Regions from separate parts of the Homo sapiens genome. Here region 2 is linked to region 1. A link is a loop called in an ENCODE intact Hi-C map of the cell type or tissue named here. Cell type or tissue: heart right ventricle. All regions are shown on one strand. Region 1 overlaps MLLT3 (MLLT3 super elongation complex subunit). Region 2 overlaps MLLT3 (MLLT3 super elongation complex subunit).

Region 1 (8,000 bases):
TCATTTTTTCAAAAAAGTGCTTGTGCAGATAAGTATACGTATGTCTATACAAGTGTATGTCTGTAAATAAGTAAATTTGCATTAGCGGGCATCAAACTCTTACTAGTAGTTTAGTAGCTACTTGTGGTGGTGATGGGAGGTTATTTTTGTAGTGTTTGATTTTTTTTTAAAGTTAACTCCGTATATTTAAAACATTCAATGAGCACACATAACTTTTTAAAACTGAAAAAGAATAAAAAACCAATATAGAATATTGTTTTAAAAATAGGGATTAGCATGTAGCTATCTAAAAGTTAAAGATCTAAAAGTGATCTTTAATATCTTGGGTAGATATTGTTGCTTAAAGATGGAGAGAATTTAGGGTTAGGAATTACAGACTTGTATTCAAATGTTGGTTTAAGAGACTCCTTGTATGGTTTTGGACAAGTTACTTCTGTGTCTCTTTTCTCATTTGCATTATGGAAATGATGATAAAATAGAACTATTACCTCATAAGTTGAGGTTGAAATGTAAATCAACTGTTTTCATACTTATTGGGCTTAAGATCCTTTTACACTTACAAATTGAAGAACGCATAGAGTTTTTTTGTGTAAGTTATATCTATTAATTTTAGTGTATTAGAAATTAAAATGGAGACATTTTAAAGAAATTAATTTGTCTAAAGGTAGTAACCTATTATATGTTAACATACAGGTAACATTTTAATGAAAAATGAACATTTTCTTAAAAACAGTGACAAGAGGGGCATTGTTTACTTTTCTTTTCTTTTTTTTTTTTTTTTTCAAATCTCTTTGTTTTAATAGAAGACAACTAGGTCCTCTTACCAGCTTCTCTTTTCAGTCTATTGTGTTATCACATGTCCTGTAGCCTCTGGAAAACTCTGCTACACACTCACGAGAGAATGGGAAGGAAAAAGGCACATAACTTAATAGATTTTATTATATATATAGATTTAACGTCACCAATCACCTGAAAAGATCATAGGGATCCTGAGATCCTAACTCTACACTCCGAGAACTGCTGGTAGAAAGTATTCAGCCTACAATCTGGCACACATAAATTGCCCAATACATGGAAGCTGATTGTTATTATTGTTGCTAATAAAAACTTATTTAATGGAAAGAGAAAAGGTAAATCTTCCAAGGTATTTGCCTCATTAAATTCCGGTGAATGATTACCTAACAAAATTGTTTTCAGAAAAGGATAATTTAAACTTGGGTTTTTCTGGGCATATTTTATAGCTACTATTACTATCCATTCTTTTTTTTTTTTTTTTTTTTTTTTTTTTTTTTTTTTCACATGGTCTGGCCCTGTCACCCAGGCTGGGTTGTAATTGCGTGATTTCAGCTCATTGCAACCTCCATCTCCTGGACTCAAGCCATCCTCCCATCTCCTGGTCTCAAGCCATTTCCCAAACAGCTCAGACTATAGGCGTGGACCACCATGCCTGGCAGTTTGTGTGTGTGTGTGTTTTTGGTAGAGATGGGGTTTCACTATGTTGCCCAGACTGGTCTCCAACTCCTGGGCCCAGGTGACCCACCAGCCTCGATCTCCCAAATTGCTGAGATTACAGGCATGAGCCATTGTGCCCGGCCTATCACTGTCCATTCTGTGATGCATTACCTGAATTATGCAGAAGTCTTTTATATTCATTATTGTAGGTGCCCCTCTGTAGAACTACCTATCTTTATGAAGTAGGCCAGGCAGGGATATCACTTGGTTTGATAATTTTGCCTTAAAGGTCCTTTGTTCCTTCTCTTGGTTCTTTGAAGTTTCTTTCTCATGGGTCTTCCATGGACCAACCTTGGCCCCTTTCTTGCCTTTCTAGTCATTTATTACAGGTAATCCCCACTACATAACATCACTTTTACAGTTCTAAGATATAGAACTTTTCTTGTTTTGAATCTTCAAAAGAGATGTCATAGAAGCTGGGAAATTACATGGCACAATTTTGTGGTGTAGCTTTTATGAAGAACCTTGTTCATTTTTTTAAACAAATGAAATGTTTTTTTTTTCTAATTTGTAGATATTTGTTCATTGTAGAAAAGTCAAACCATGGACGAGTTATCTGAAATTTTCATATATAACTATAGTTAATATTTGTTAGACATCTTTATATATATACACATACACATCAATATTAACTATTAACATTCATTCATTCAACAAGTGTGTGCTTTTTTTTAGCTCCTACTATGTGCGTGCCTGCCTACCTCCCTCCCTCCCTCCCTCCCTCCTTTCCTTCCTTCCTTCTTTCATTTTGGGACAGGGTTTCCCTCTTGTCACCCAGGCTGGAGTGCAGTGGCATGATCTTGGCTCACTGCAACTTCTGCCTCCCGGGTTCAACTAATTCTCCTGCCTCAGCCTCCCGAGTAGCTGGGATTATAGGCATGCGCCACCACGCCCGGCTAATTTTGTATTTTTAGTAGAGACAGGGTTTCACCATGTTGGCCAGGCTGGTCTCAAACTCCTGACCTCAGGTGATCCTCCCGCCTTGGCCTTCCAAAGTGCTGAGATTACAGGCATGAGGCACCGCGCCCGGCCCTAGCACCCTTCTTAGAGCTGGAGATAAAGCACAGAGGAACATTCCTACCCTTGTGGCATATCATCTTTTAAAATTGTTGGATTTTTCTGGTATGACATTGTATATGGATTTATTATACTTCTTTTGGATTGTTCCCAGTTTTGATTTGTTATGAATAGTGCTGTGGTGGACATCTTTGACATTCATTTTAATGGTTTTTCTAATAATTTGTTTATGTTAAATTTCTAGAAGGGAGGTTGTGGAGTCAAAAGGTATACAGAGTTAAAATTTTGTTATATATTACCAAACTTTCCTCCAAAAAGATTGTCCCAGTTTATATTTCCTCAGGCATATAAACTGGAAATTAACAGCTTAAAAAAATCTTTGCCAATCTGTGTGGAAAAACTGCCTCATTTTGGTTTGCATTTATATGATTAGCAGTGCCACATATCTTTCATTATGTATTTATTTACCGTTTGTCTTTTGTGATGTGCCTTTTTTGTCCTTTGTAGTCCATGGCTGCTTTTTTAATTAAAAAAAAAAAAGCATGGGGAAATGCAGAGAATGATATAACAAACATTCAAATCCCCACTACCAAGAATGAATAAATGTTTACATATTATCTTATTTGATTCCTTGTTTGGATTCTGGAGAATTAACTATTATAGATGCAGCTAATGTTTTAAAATGCTTCCCAGCCTTTTCTTCCAACCCTTCAGTCTGTCTTCCATTCTATTTATTTTGCACATATATGTTGCTTACAAATAATAATGTATTGTGTCTTAAAATCAACGTGAAGAGGATCATGCTAGTGAATCTTTTTTTTACAATTGAGATATAATTCACATGCAAAATTTACCCTTTTAAAGTGTGCAAGTCTGTGGTTTTTAGTATATTCATAAGGTTGTGTAACCATTGCCATTATTTAATACCAGAATATTTTTATGAGTGAATACATTTGCATCTTGCTTTTTTCCCCCACTCAATTCTGTTTCTGAACCTGTCCACATTTCATCTATAAAGAGCCACGTCATTCTCTTTAATTTCTTCTGCTTAGTATTTCATCATGGGAATATATTGTATACTTTACTTTTCTGTTTTCCTATTAAGAAATAAATAGGTCATTTTCTGTTCTGTGCAGTGAGCATCTTTGTGCATGTTACCTTGTGCAGATGAACAAGGGTTTGGACATAGGCCTAGATTTTGAGTTATTGAGTTGTGGGCACGTGTGTCTTCATTTGTACTAGCTGCTGTCAGATTGCTCTAAAAAGTGGTTCTGACAGTTTATACTCTGTCAAGAAAATGAGTACCATTTTTCCTCTATATCTTTGCCAATTTTGGCTATTTTAATATTTCCTATTTTTCAGAGTTGAAATTTGGTATCTTTTTGTTTTCATTTACATTTCTCTGGTTCCTGGTGGGATTAAGCATTTTATATATATATATTGACTATTTTGATTTCCTCTTTATTGACTTCTTTTTATATCCTTTTTCTTAAAAGAAAAGATTGGGTTGCTTGTCATTTTCTTGTTTGTAGGATGTTCTTCCTTTGTTATTTTTGTTGAAAATATCTTGCCTCATTTTTTTCTTTTATCTTGATTTATGGTATCTTTTTGCCATATGCAAGCTTTTAATTTTGTCAAACTGATGTGCTTTATTTTGTTTTGTTTTCCTCTCTGGGCTTAGGGTCTTATTTAAGAATTTAGTTCGTGGCCATAGTAATGTGCTTAACCAAAAGGCAATATATATGTAGGATACAGTGAAAGACTGAGGGAGATACAAATAAGAGTAAGAGGAGGTCCCTGCCTTCAGTGTGCTGTGTCTTTTTAGAGCTGGAAAGGACACTTGAGATTCTTCATCTTCGATTACCCTTTCATTTTACTTTTAATCAGAAGCCTAGAAATGTGGAGCAATCTTGCATGTAGACACAATGAGTCACAAGTATGCCTGTGCAAAGATAACTAGTAATAAATGGTGGTCAATGTTTACTTTTAAAACATTGAGTAATAATTCACTTATATTAGCAGACAAATGTTCAGCAATAGCTGCTTTTGTAGACATGATCTAGGATTTAATTAAGTGGTGGTAACCATGGTAGATGCTGTTTAAAAGGAAAAAGTTCTATAGCTACTTTCAGACAAAATCAAATTCTCTATATGAATTAAAGTTTTCCTTTGAGATTAAATCATTAGAAAAAATTGTTGCTGGGTGGTAGTTATCTCCTGATATTTTGTCCCCAATTCACCCAGTGGTAAGAATTGCAATTACATGAAGGATGCAGGGTGTTGTTTTAAGAAGTAATGTTGCATGACTTAATCCTTTTGACTTAAGTGTGGTAAGTTTGCAGTGGTTGACGACTGAAGAAGGCTATTACGATAGAATTTCTAAAAAGATAAGGCCAGCATTTGGGTGTGATTTAGTTGGTATGTAGCAGTTAACAATTAACTTTTTGGATAAAATCAAGTCACCATTTTTTTTATTAAAGAAAATTATGGCTTATCTTTAAAATAGTGTTCATTAGTGATTATAAATATAATTAGTTACCTTTAATTAGTTACACATATTAGAAGGTTGATATTCTCAAAGCCAAGTTAATTTTTTTCTATTTTAAAATATTTGATTTTGTCAAAACTAGATTTTTTTTCTTTGTTCCTTTCCAGTAGAAATTATTAGTTATTTCCTCATCAATACCAGGCAAAATGCTCTGTGTGTGTATATTGATTTTTAAAAGCAAAATATATATTAACAGTTTCCTGAAGTATTAATAATAATAGCAGTGGCTTGGAGAGTAGGGAGGTAATTTGCCTCTTAATGTTTTCAGATATAAATTTTGTCTGAATGATGCCTTTTCATTTTTGCAGATAGGTTTTTATGTCCCATTTCCCCTGCCTCCCTCCAAGGATGGTACTGGGGATAGAATACTGTCTGATTATTCCAGGTATCTATTCATTTGATAAACATGTAAAACACTTTGGGTGTTTAAAAACCAGGTTCATTGTAGACTTTATATCATCTTTACCCTTTACCACAAATACTTCATTAATATGAATAATGAAAGCTAAATAATTACGACCTTTTTTATATTGAAGAAACATTCTTCTATTTCACATAGTATTTTCCTTCATTTTACTTATTTCTCTGTTTCTCTATAATAAGCAGCTGTTTTATAGAGTCAATGAAACATGGGGGATTTGGGCTGTTGAGATTTAGTTGCATTGAGTGGAACACGTTATTTGAAAATGTTGACCCAGTTCAAGATTGTCTGATGCTTGTTGTATGACTTTTTCTCTGTATGCACAGAAATAGTAACTAGTGGGCTGGAAGCTAACTTCCCTCATTTTATGGAGCACCAAAGCAGCACGTGTTATGTGTTACATGCTTTCATTAGACCAACACTCCCTTCTCTTTGTATATGTTATCTCTTTTTCCTCCTGTGTTGCATTAGAGTTACACATCAGAAAGGATGGGACCTATGTTATCACTGTAGATACTACTTATAGCTCCATCAATGTAATGTCTTGACCCTGGAATTTTTTGGCAACCGTATAAAGGCAGGTATTGCAAGTCAGAAAAAGGGTTTTAGAATCCCTGGCTTTACTTTCCACTCCTGTAAGTTATAAATTATTACTCAGATTTCTGAAACTCATTTCTTCTGCACCTCTAATAATTGACTTTGTGTAAACAGAACCACCACTTGAATTTAGCAGGAAACATTGTGTCTGCTGAGAATCACATTTTCTAGAATGTGTTCTAGCATTTGTAATAGGCAAAAATGAATTTTTCTCTTTTCTCTTTTTTCCCTTATTCTTTCTTCACTTACTTTGGATGCTTAAAAAGAAAAGCTAGACACAAACTTGAAGGACTTGGCCAGCTCTATCATTTTTTTACTACCTAATCCATGAAATACAACCAGCCTTTTAGCTTTAAAAATAAGAGTCTAATGTAATTCCAGTAACTGGTAGGAGCAGTATTTAGCAGTGTGGCAGGAAAGGCCCTGGCCTGGGAGGTAGAAAGGATGTGTTTGGACTGAATAAGCTGTGTGGGCTTTTGCAGCTCTGAAAATACTGTTTTTCCTTTAGTTTTAAAAAGGATAAATTCTGCAATTGTCATTGATCTAGTGTTTTTATAACAATGAAATAATAACTACCCTTTATTAAATAGCTATATTGGTTATCATGCTAGACAATAGACATGTGGAGTATTTAATTTCTGACTCTTCCTAAGTAGTAGTTCGGAGAATGATATTCTTGAGAAAATAAAATACCAATATATGAACATCAGTGTATTGGAATTTTATCCTTTCTTATGGTGAATGGACAGTGAAATGGGTGAAAGACTTGCTGCAGTAATAGGGAAGTAGAAGATAACATGAGTAATTCACCAAATAAGGGATTAAGTTACACTTGTAAAAGTTAATTTCTGATCATATCGGTGCCATTCACCTCAACCATCAACTATTACTTGTAGATTGGAGCATTTCAAGAACTCAGAAGACCACCCAGTGTTGATAGGAAACTTCTTCCTCAATTATGGCTCTTGACCATGCCATTAGATCGTTGGGTTTTTCATGCTTTTTTGTCTTTTACATAAAATAGACCTTGAAATTGTGTCACTTAATTTGCTTTTCTGAAGTATCACTTACCAGATATTACTTGTGTTTTTATTATCAATAGAGTAATAATTGAGGACTGCCCATGTAAGCTAATTGAGGGCTGTCTGTATTATCATGTGAACAGATTAGAAGAAAGTATATGAAATTTTTGATCATCCAACATACTTGCATACATACATATAAGAATAAATAGGGTTTTCTATTTAATAATTCAAATGCTGAATTGAAGTTGTTTTGAAAAGCAAGTACTTTTCTACTCTTCAGTTGTAACATGCTGTATAACTTTTAGGTCAAAGAAAAAATAATTTTAGTTAGCATTCCAATTCTGTAAAGGAAATTGTCAAGCAATTGACTAGAGCCGATAATTTATCCAAAAATACACAAATGCAGACATTTAAAATAGAGCTGCAAATAAATAGGAATTTTCTTACATTGTAAAGGCTAAACAATAGCTTATAGTTAATGCTTCTTGACAGAGTATCTTTTTTAGGTTAACATCATTGATTCAGTTCATTTTCTGTGTTAGAATGGCTAGATTTGTTCATCTTTACCCCACATTTTGAGAAGTATGTGATAGATAAAAATACATCACTGAAAAGATGGGAAGAAATACTATCGTAGAATGTTAATATAAGTGATCTCTGGGACGTGGGATATCAGGAACTTCTTATTGTTGTCAGTAAAATTCGTTGGCTTTTTCAAGTTTTCTTGAATGACTCATATTATGTGAAAGTAAAACTAGTATTTAAATGTATGTATGGGCACATTTACAATAAGATTTTTAGTTTTTTCTACAAGTAATTTGGAACATGATTAAGACTGTCTTTCCCAAGAAACATTTTCAAATTTTGCTATTTGACATTT
Region 2 (8,000 bases), 98 kb after region 1:
GCCCTTCTCATTCATTCCATCACCTCAGGGGTACATGGTACATGATATCAGTATGTATTACTGGTGTTAACCTTGTTCACTTGTTTAAGGTGGTATCTGTTAGGATCCTTCACTATAAAATTTTATTTTATCTTTATGATTACTAAGTGTCTTGGGAGAGATACTTTGAGATTGCGTGATATCTTGTTTGTGCTTAAAATTTTGCCCACTTATTTTTGTTTCCATTCTTGCATTTTGCCTGGAGCAGTTACCACTGTAATGTTCTCATGGTGTTTTTCTGTTTCTCTTATTTTCTTCTGCATTTGTTAATTATAATTTTTCTGTAAGGAAAAGTTGCCTTTTTTTGTTTGTTTGTTTGTTTGTTTTGAGACGGAGTTTTTGCTCTCTTGCCCAGGTTGGAGTGCAATGGCGCGATCTTGGCTCACTGCAACCTCTGCCTCCTGGGTTCAAGTGATTTCTCCTGCCTCAGCCTCCTGAGTAGCTGGGATTACAGGCGCGTGCCACCACGCCCGGCTAATTTTTTATTTTTAGTAGATATGAGGTTTCACCATGTTGGCCAGGCTGGTTGCGAACTCCTGACCTCAGGTGATCCGCCTGCCTCTGCCTCCACCTCCCAAAGTGCTAGGATTATAGGCGTGAGCCACAGCGCTCAGCCTACCATTCATTCATTCATTCATAGCACTATGCTTCATGAATATTTATTCTTTTGGTTATACTATTATTGCTCATTTTATTGTTTAAATTACGCCAACTTTGGCCAGTGTAATTTCTTGTGAGTTGCCTTCTATGCCTTCTGACAAGTCTTCATCTCTTTTGCCATCTGCTTCTCTATTTTGTTTTATTTGATTTCTCGCTTTTTTCTTTTTTTTTTCCTGAGACAGAGTTTTGCTCTTGTCTCCCAGGCTGCAATGCAGTGGCAGGATCTTGGCTTCACTGCAACCTCCGTCTTCCAGGTTCAAGCAATTTTTCTGCCTCAGCTTCCCAAGTAGCTGGTATTACAGGCACCACACCAGCACACCCGGCTTATTTTGTATTTTTAGTAGAGATGAGGTTTCACCATGTTGGCCAGGTTGGTCTCAAACTCTTGACCTTAAGTGATCCATCTGCCTCAGCCTCCCAAAGTGCTGGGATAATAGGCGTGAGCCACTGCGCCTGGCCCTGCTTCTTTATTTTCTGACCCCACAGGATGATCTAGGCACACCTTGTATTTTCACTGCCCTTATCTTGGGTTCAACCAATTTTCTTTTTTTTTTTTTTGAGACAGAGTCTCACTCTGTCACTAGGCTGACCCTAAAAAACCTTGGTTCCTTTTATTGGGGGATTGTATTTAGAAACCTCAATCTGGGTGCCATTTGTGTTCATTGTTACTGGGATGCCACTCCTTCTGGTCCCTCTCAGTGGATAGAGCTATGAGATTTGTGTTGTTCTTTTTTGATGTTGGTTTTGTAGCCCTCTACAGTAGGTAGAAACTGTTGGCCAATACCTTGTAAAAATCTCAATATAGCTTTTCCTTTTCTGTTTTTCTGAGGAAATTTTCCAAAATTCCAATGACATTATAATACACAGTAAATATTATATAATACTAGGCTAAGAGCTCCTTGAAGTCTGAAACAACCTATACTAGCACCTGGACAGTAAATCAATGCTTATTGAACAAAATGGAATTAGACTATTTTTAAAAAATACAAAAACTGCGTAAGTATATTATTTCCTATAGCTAATTAATAAAGTAAAACATTTATCCTTAAACTGCATAGCAGTTTCCAGCATATTACTGAAAATTTCTAGCATATTACTGAAAATTGAGTAGATGCTTAAAATGCATGAGTTGGATTTATTATAATACATTTTAAATTATCTCATCCTGTTGTAAAAATAATATACCTTCTAGGGACAGATTTTACCTTTTAGCCTGCCCATTGAACTTACTGAAAATATATTTGGAAACAGAGTTGAGGTAAAATGTGTTACCAATTTAACATTCCCATGTAATCTTTCTACATTGTTGTAACTACTTGTTAGGAGAGGCTCAGATTCTTTTTTGGTTCAAGAGTATCTGGAAATGATTCTGTACACTCCATAGATGATAGAGCATTCTAATAAGCTTTGATATAAAAAAGAAATAGATGTTTCTGCTCAACATTGCAAATAAACTTTATAGTATTATGTGCCTTTGGCATGACAGTTATTTAATACAATAGCATCAATAGCATTCCTGAGACATAGAAAATGAGGAATAACAAGGGGGACCTGACAGGTAATGAAAGTTTTGGAGGTAAGTCAAGAAATGAGAGTAGTAAGACTGTAGAAGCTCTAGCTCTGTGATTAACTGTAATTTAAAGTATTTTAGTGTGTATACATGTAGAGTGTTGTGCTTTTCTACATATTTTTGTGAGGCTGCCTATCAGATTGGAGTGCGATTAGAAAAAAAAAGTCACAATATCGTTTGTGCTGGTTGTGACCAGAGAGCCGTTTAGTGTAAACATTTGTTTCCAAGCTTATGTGATGGGGATACTTTCTCCTCCTTCATGTGGGTCACAGGTGGGATTGGTGAGTCCTTAGCGGAGTCAGGAGATATCTGAGGCAGTGCTGGTGTTCATAGTCACAGACTCCTGGAGCTGGGTCTGGGGTTTATGGCTGACATCTAGATATCTCTTACTTAACTGGCTTTGCTTCTGTGTTTTATTTTTTTGTCATTAGGTGTTATGCTCCCATGGCACACAATATAACATGTCTAGTAACATTGCTTGTGAGTCTTTTTCTTGTATAAAAGCAAATAGATGTTGCTCTGGTGTGGAATATATATTGACTCAATTTTCTTCAGACATACTCCCCAGCCGCAGAGTCTTACATCAGGCGGTCTGTGCTTGAGCTTTGGGGAAGGCCACAGCCTGATCCGGATAAGGTCAATGGGGAGATCCTCAAAAGAGGCTGCTGCCTGTTATGACTCCGGCTGATGGCAACCATAGTAGAGGTGGCCACTTACTATGGTTGCCATATGGGACCCCAGGAGCTCGTCAGATAAACATCCAAAGAAAGAAAAATAATTATTTAGCTGCCTGGCCATTCTAAAAGATTTTGCCAAAAAGAAAAAACAAAACAAAAAACAAAACGGTGAGTATGGGGAGAAAAAGGGACTAATGATCTCACAGTCTCTGGCCATCCCAAGAAAAGGCTGCTGCCTAGAGATACCTTCCTCCTCCCCCATTTTCTCCTATCAGTCAGATATAGGAACTAAAAATGGTGTTGGCTTCAAGCCCAAGAGGGAAAGAAAAGGAACTTTAAACCCTATAGTCCCTATTCACCAGGTCCCGCAAGTATGCCAGTCCTAGATTACTTAAAATTTCAAAACAAACTTGGCCAAACTTCAGGCAGGCCCCTCAGCACTGAATGCCCTGGCCTACAAGTAGTGACATCGTTACATTTATTATAAACAATTGGAGCATTGCCTAAAAATTGTTCCTTGAGGCCTGGCGCAGTGGCTCACGCCTGTAATCCCAGCACTTTGGGAGACTAAGGCAGGTGGCTCACGAGGTCAGGAGTTTGAGACCAGCCTGGCCAACATAGTGAAACCCCATCTCTGCTAGAAATACAAAAAATTAGCCGGGCGTGGTGGCGGGCACCTGTAATCCCATCTACTAGGGAGGCTGAGGCAGGAGAATCGCCTGAACCCGGGAGGCAGAGGTTGCGGTGAGCCGAGATAACGCCACTGCACTCCAGCCCGGGCAACAGTGCAAGACTCCGTCTCAAAAAAAAAAAAAAAAAAAAAAAAATTGTTCCTTCAAGGTAAGAAACACTGAGAATCTCCTGCCTTGAAGATATTACTGGTGGTAACCAGGAAACACATTTCACTTCCTAGAACACAATACTGGTTTCTTGGAAGATGCTTTCAGTAGAACTTTCATGTCCCTGACAGGTGTTAGGTAATGATTTAATCGAGAGGCATAATGATTTCCTCAAACGACTCCTTTTCAAATCCCAGCCCAACAAATAAAGCCCTAACAGTTTCTATCTTGCCCTAGGTCATATCTTTATACATTTGTGATCTTGCTGCCATCCCATAAAGGCTGGCAGCTAGATCAAGGGCACATTCTTTCCTGGGACCTATTAAAAATAGATTGTCCCATGGGCCAGGCAGTTTCTCATTTGATATGGGGGACCTATTTGAGCTTAAATCTCCACCACCAAAAAAAAAATAAAAAAATAATAAAAACCCCTATATGGTACAGCTACATATCATTTTGTTGAATATTAGTCTCATTGCTACTGGTTTGGGTGTTTAATGGTTTACAGTCCAGAGGCCTGCATCAGCTCGAGTGGGCAGTCACTTAAAAAGCCATACCCCAGTCTCACATCCCAGATGATATCACCCAACCCAGGACCTCTCCATTGGAGATGACTTTGCCCCTGTGATTCCTTCCCCTGGGACACTAAAACCTCCACTCATCAGGACACAGGACATTTTTTGGTTTTCTTCCTGAACCCACTGTTTCCTTAGCCCATGATCCTGGTATCCTCCTTGTTCTCCACTCAAATGTACACCCCTACACTTCCATACTGCAAGGAAAATCCGGAATGAGTTACTACAATTAATGGTGACTGTTGCTTTCCTCAGGAGACACCTGCCTCGTATCAGTCAACCCCTTACTCCCTAGGGGAGAGGACCACCTACCCACTGGTGTCTTTCCCTACTACCCCTTCCAACTTTCCATCAGAATCTCCTGACTTGTGCCTCTGAATATGACCACCAAATCCACTTTCTCCTTACAGTCAGTGCATCCACCCCTCAGACTTACACTTATCTGACATTTAAAAACTGGTGCCCAGGCACCAAGATGTGAATTACAGTGAATTTTTATAATTTTATGTTGCTTCAGCATCTATTCTGAATCTAGGTGTAACTTGTTTCACACAGAAGCAGGGCTCAGTCATCCTTGACACACTATCCACTCCCTGCCTCCTCCCGGTTCCTCAGTGTGGTCGAGCCAGATACCTGCCGTGTACAACCACCTCCCTCATGGACATACAGATACAGCCTACTTGACTGACCCCCCGTACCCTGCATGGACTGCTGCAGATACGCCACGGTAGCCACTCTCATTCACAGTGTGACTCCACAGAACTTTTGCCTGCTTGCTCTAAACCCACCAACTAGAACTTCCCACAGGAAACCTGCTTGGTTAGTTCCCTGGACCCCAATAAAGGCCTTGGCCCATAGCTCATTTCTCTCTGGCTGCCCATCTGCTGGTTGAGTGCATTTCCCTGCCATCTTGTCTTTCGCCCGCATTGGTACTCCTCCTCTCACCAATTTGTCGTACGTTGCTTCTGGTATTTCACATGTTTGTGTTGTATTTCCTCCTCTGTGTCTCATCGGACTGACAGACCCAGACCTAATTTTCCTCTTAGTCAGAGCTCTCCCAGAGAGTGGCTATCTTGGGAGGAATAAACTGGACACAGGTCAGACAAGGGCCACAAGGGTACCTGCCAGTATAAACCAGTTTCCTGTGAGAGGGACACCTGGTCACAGGTCAGACACTTAGGCATTAGGCTGTCTGCCAGGATGAAGAAGGATCTCATGAAAGGTACACTGTAAATATCTACAACTATATTTCCTAGAGCCCTATCAGGGCAAGACTAGAATTTATGGCTACTCTCCAGAGAGATACCCCCAAAACCAAATTGTAGAGAAATATAACAGAGCCTCACTTACAGTTCTTAATATGGTGTCTTATGTGTAGTGGATGTTTGATCATTTGTATTGAATTGTCCTATACCGTGGAGTATGTATGTATTATTTACTTAGTCACTTTATAGCTTGTGTTGCAAAATGGGCAATGCCATAAACAGGAGTTCTAACCAAAAGACAGGCTCTGCAAACTGCATGCTTAGTGTGGAGATGCGTTTAGTCATGTACTGTGCTTTGTGGCAGTATAGTTAGAAGCAGTTGTGGTGATGGTCATAGCTATTTTAGTAACTTCAGTTACTGACTTCTGGGAACAAAGTTTCTTGAAAATAAAATCAGCTGCATTAAAAAACCAAAAACAATAAATGAACTTTGCTTAATGACATAACATGGCATGCTAGTGAAACAGCATTTTTAACTATTAAACTTAGGGGGTGTATAGGATAAAAACACTTGTACTCATAGATGCTGTTTATAATGTATAGTTAGGGGCAGTGGTTCTGCAACAATAGCCATTATCAGAATCAGAACAAGCTAGACTCTTCCCCCAAAGTTTCTGATTCATTAAATTTGGGGTGGGGCCTGAGAATTTGCACTTCCAAAGGTTCCCAGGTGGTGCTAATAGTTCTGGAGTCACAGTTTGAGAGCCACTGTTTTAAGGTTAGGAGAACATACCAACCTATCAAAGTGGGCGGGCATCTGATATTGCTGATTCATGGTGGCATGCTGTTGCTGTATTAAACATCTAAGAAAAATCTACTGTGGAGTGAAAATATGATTGCTAATGGAATTTCAGATCAGGAGCCAGATAGGGAGACATCTGTTGTTCCACAGTCCGTAAAACAGCACCATTGCAGCCTTTCTTGGAGGCATATCAAGAATGAGTATTTTAGGTTAGTATTTATTAAAGGAATACTTTTGAAAGCTTGCTCTTGTAGTGCTAGGTTAAGTGCATGAAGAGGTCTGTGTCTCATCTTCAGCTCAGACTTGGGGGCTTTTTTCTTTTTATTGCTCCAGCAAGGTCAACTAGGCTTTATGCCTCTCCTACTCAGGGATGGGCTTCTTCTATTTTAGAACTCTGTACTGGTAATGCAATTCTGAGGCTGCTCTCTGCTCCACAGAGAAGAGTGCTGTGATAGATTATTAATGTCTGCTGTGGCTACTGTTGCCCTTCTCTGCCTTCAGTATGAGCACTTATAGGTGTTCCTCTTCTAAGCTTTACTTGCTGAAGAGGAAGGAGAGGCAGAGGTGTGTGTGTGTGCATGTGTGTGCGCATATGTATGTATGTATGTGTATCTGTGATGTCTGTGTATCTGTATGTGATGCATTTAAAAAAAAATCTTACATATTTTCTTAGGGACTATGTTGTGAGGCTGGAGTACAGTGGCTATTCATAGGCTCTGTCATAGGCCATGAAATCCTGGGCTCTAGCTGTCCTCCTGCCTCAGCCTCCCAATGTATGTGATACATTTAATGATGCTTCATAGCATAACGCCTTTTCTACCATCTTATAATGTAATTCACTGTTGCTTTTACTTCTGGTAATAGTTTGAGAGAAGGAATTGTACTGTAAAGATTCCAGCTTGTAACTCATTGTGTTATACTTAAAATTTCTTGGTAGATTAATTTTTTTGTGTTTGAAGAAAAGGTATTGCAATTGCAATTTTTTATTATTTGCATATGTTTGTATTTGCATATATTCTTTCCAATACTGGGTCTGATCAGTTTCATTTGTTCTTAATTATTTATTTTTTTCTTGAAGTTTTTTTTAAATTACAAAAGTAATACGTTTAAGTTTTATAACTCAGTCACCCCAGAAATTAATAAGCATCCTTCCATATGAACATGCACACACACATACACCACCACTCTAGTATTAGGCTCTAATAGACATGTTTAAAATGTTTTAATTTGTTTTAAATTTTATAATATTAAATAATACCAGTCACATGATTATTCTCTGACTTTAATTTTTCACTTAAACATATCTTGGACTTATTTTGAGGTTAATAGATGCAGATATATAATTCATTATTTTTAATGGCTGCATAATATTCTATAGAGAGAACCAAATGTGATTTATTTAGCCTTTCTGGTATTGATGGCAACCACATTTCCAATTTTTGTTCTTTTAAGCAGTAATGGCAAAGCATTCTTGAGTACATATCTTTAAATGCTGGTGCTTTAGTTCAGTTGAATAAACACTGAAAGTGGGATTCCTAGACTAAAGGATGTATAATTTAAAAAATTTAAATAATAACATTTTACCAAATGCTTTCTGGAAGATTGTAGAAACTTTCAAACCCCTCTCCCAAGT

Evidence for each region. Peaks named below come from ENCODE experiments on the same cell type or tissue, not always from the same donor. Only the 100,000 strongest peaks of a DNase experiment are listed, where the experiment ranks them.
Region 2: it touches region 1 in a loop (1.9-fold over the local background); 8 of 110 quality-filtered maps call a loop at or near these places.

What each region holds. Positions count from the first base shown.
Region 1 is chr9:20,608,657-20,616,656 of GRCh38, reverse strand. The region is part of intron 2 of MLLT3 (MLLT3 super elongation complex subunit); the gene reads left to right. Among named protein-coding and RNA genes, the nearest start is that of MLLT3, 9.8 kb to the left of the region's middle. In heart right ventricle, CTCF peaks have their summits at 4,576 and 4,782; no DNase peak of the experiment used is centred here.
Region 2 is chr9:20,510,713-20,518,712 of GRCh38, reverse strand. All of the region lies in intron 2 of MLLT3 (MLLT3 super elongation complex subunit), which reads left to right. Among named protein-coding and RNA genes, the nearest start is that of MIR4474, 12 kb to the right of the region's middle. In heart right ventricle, no CTCF peak of the experiment used is centred here; no DNase peak of the experiment used is centred here; H3K27ac peaks cover 3,184 bases.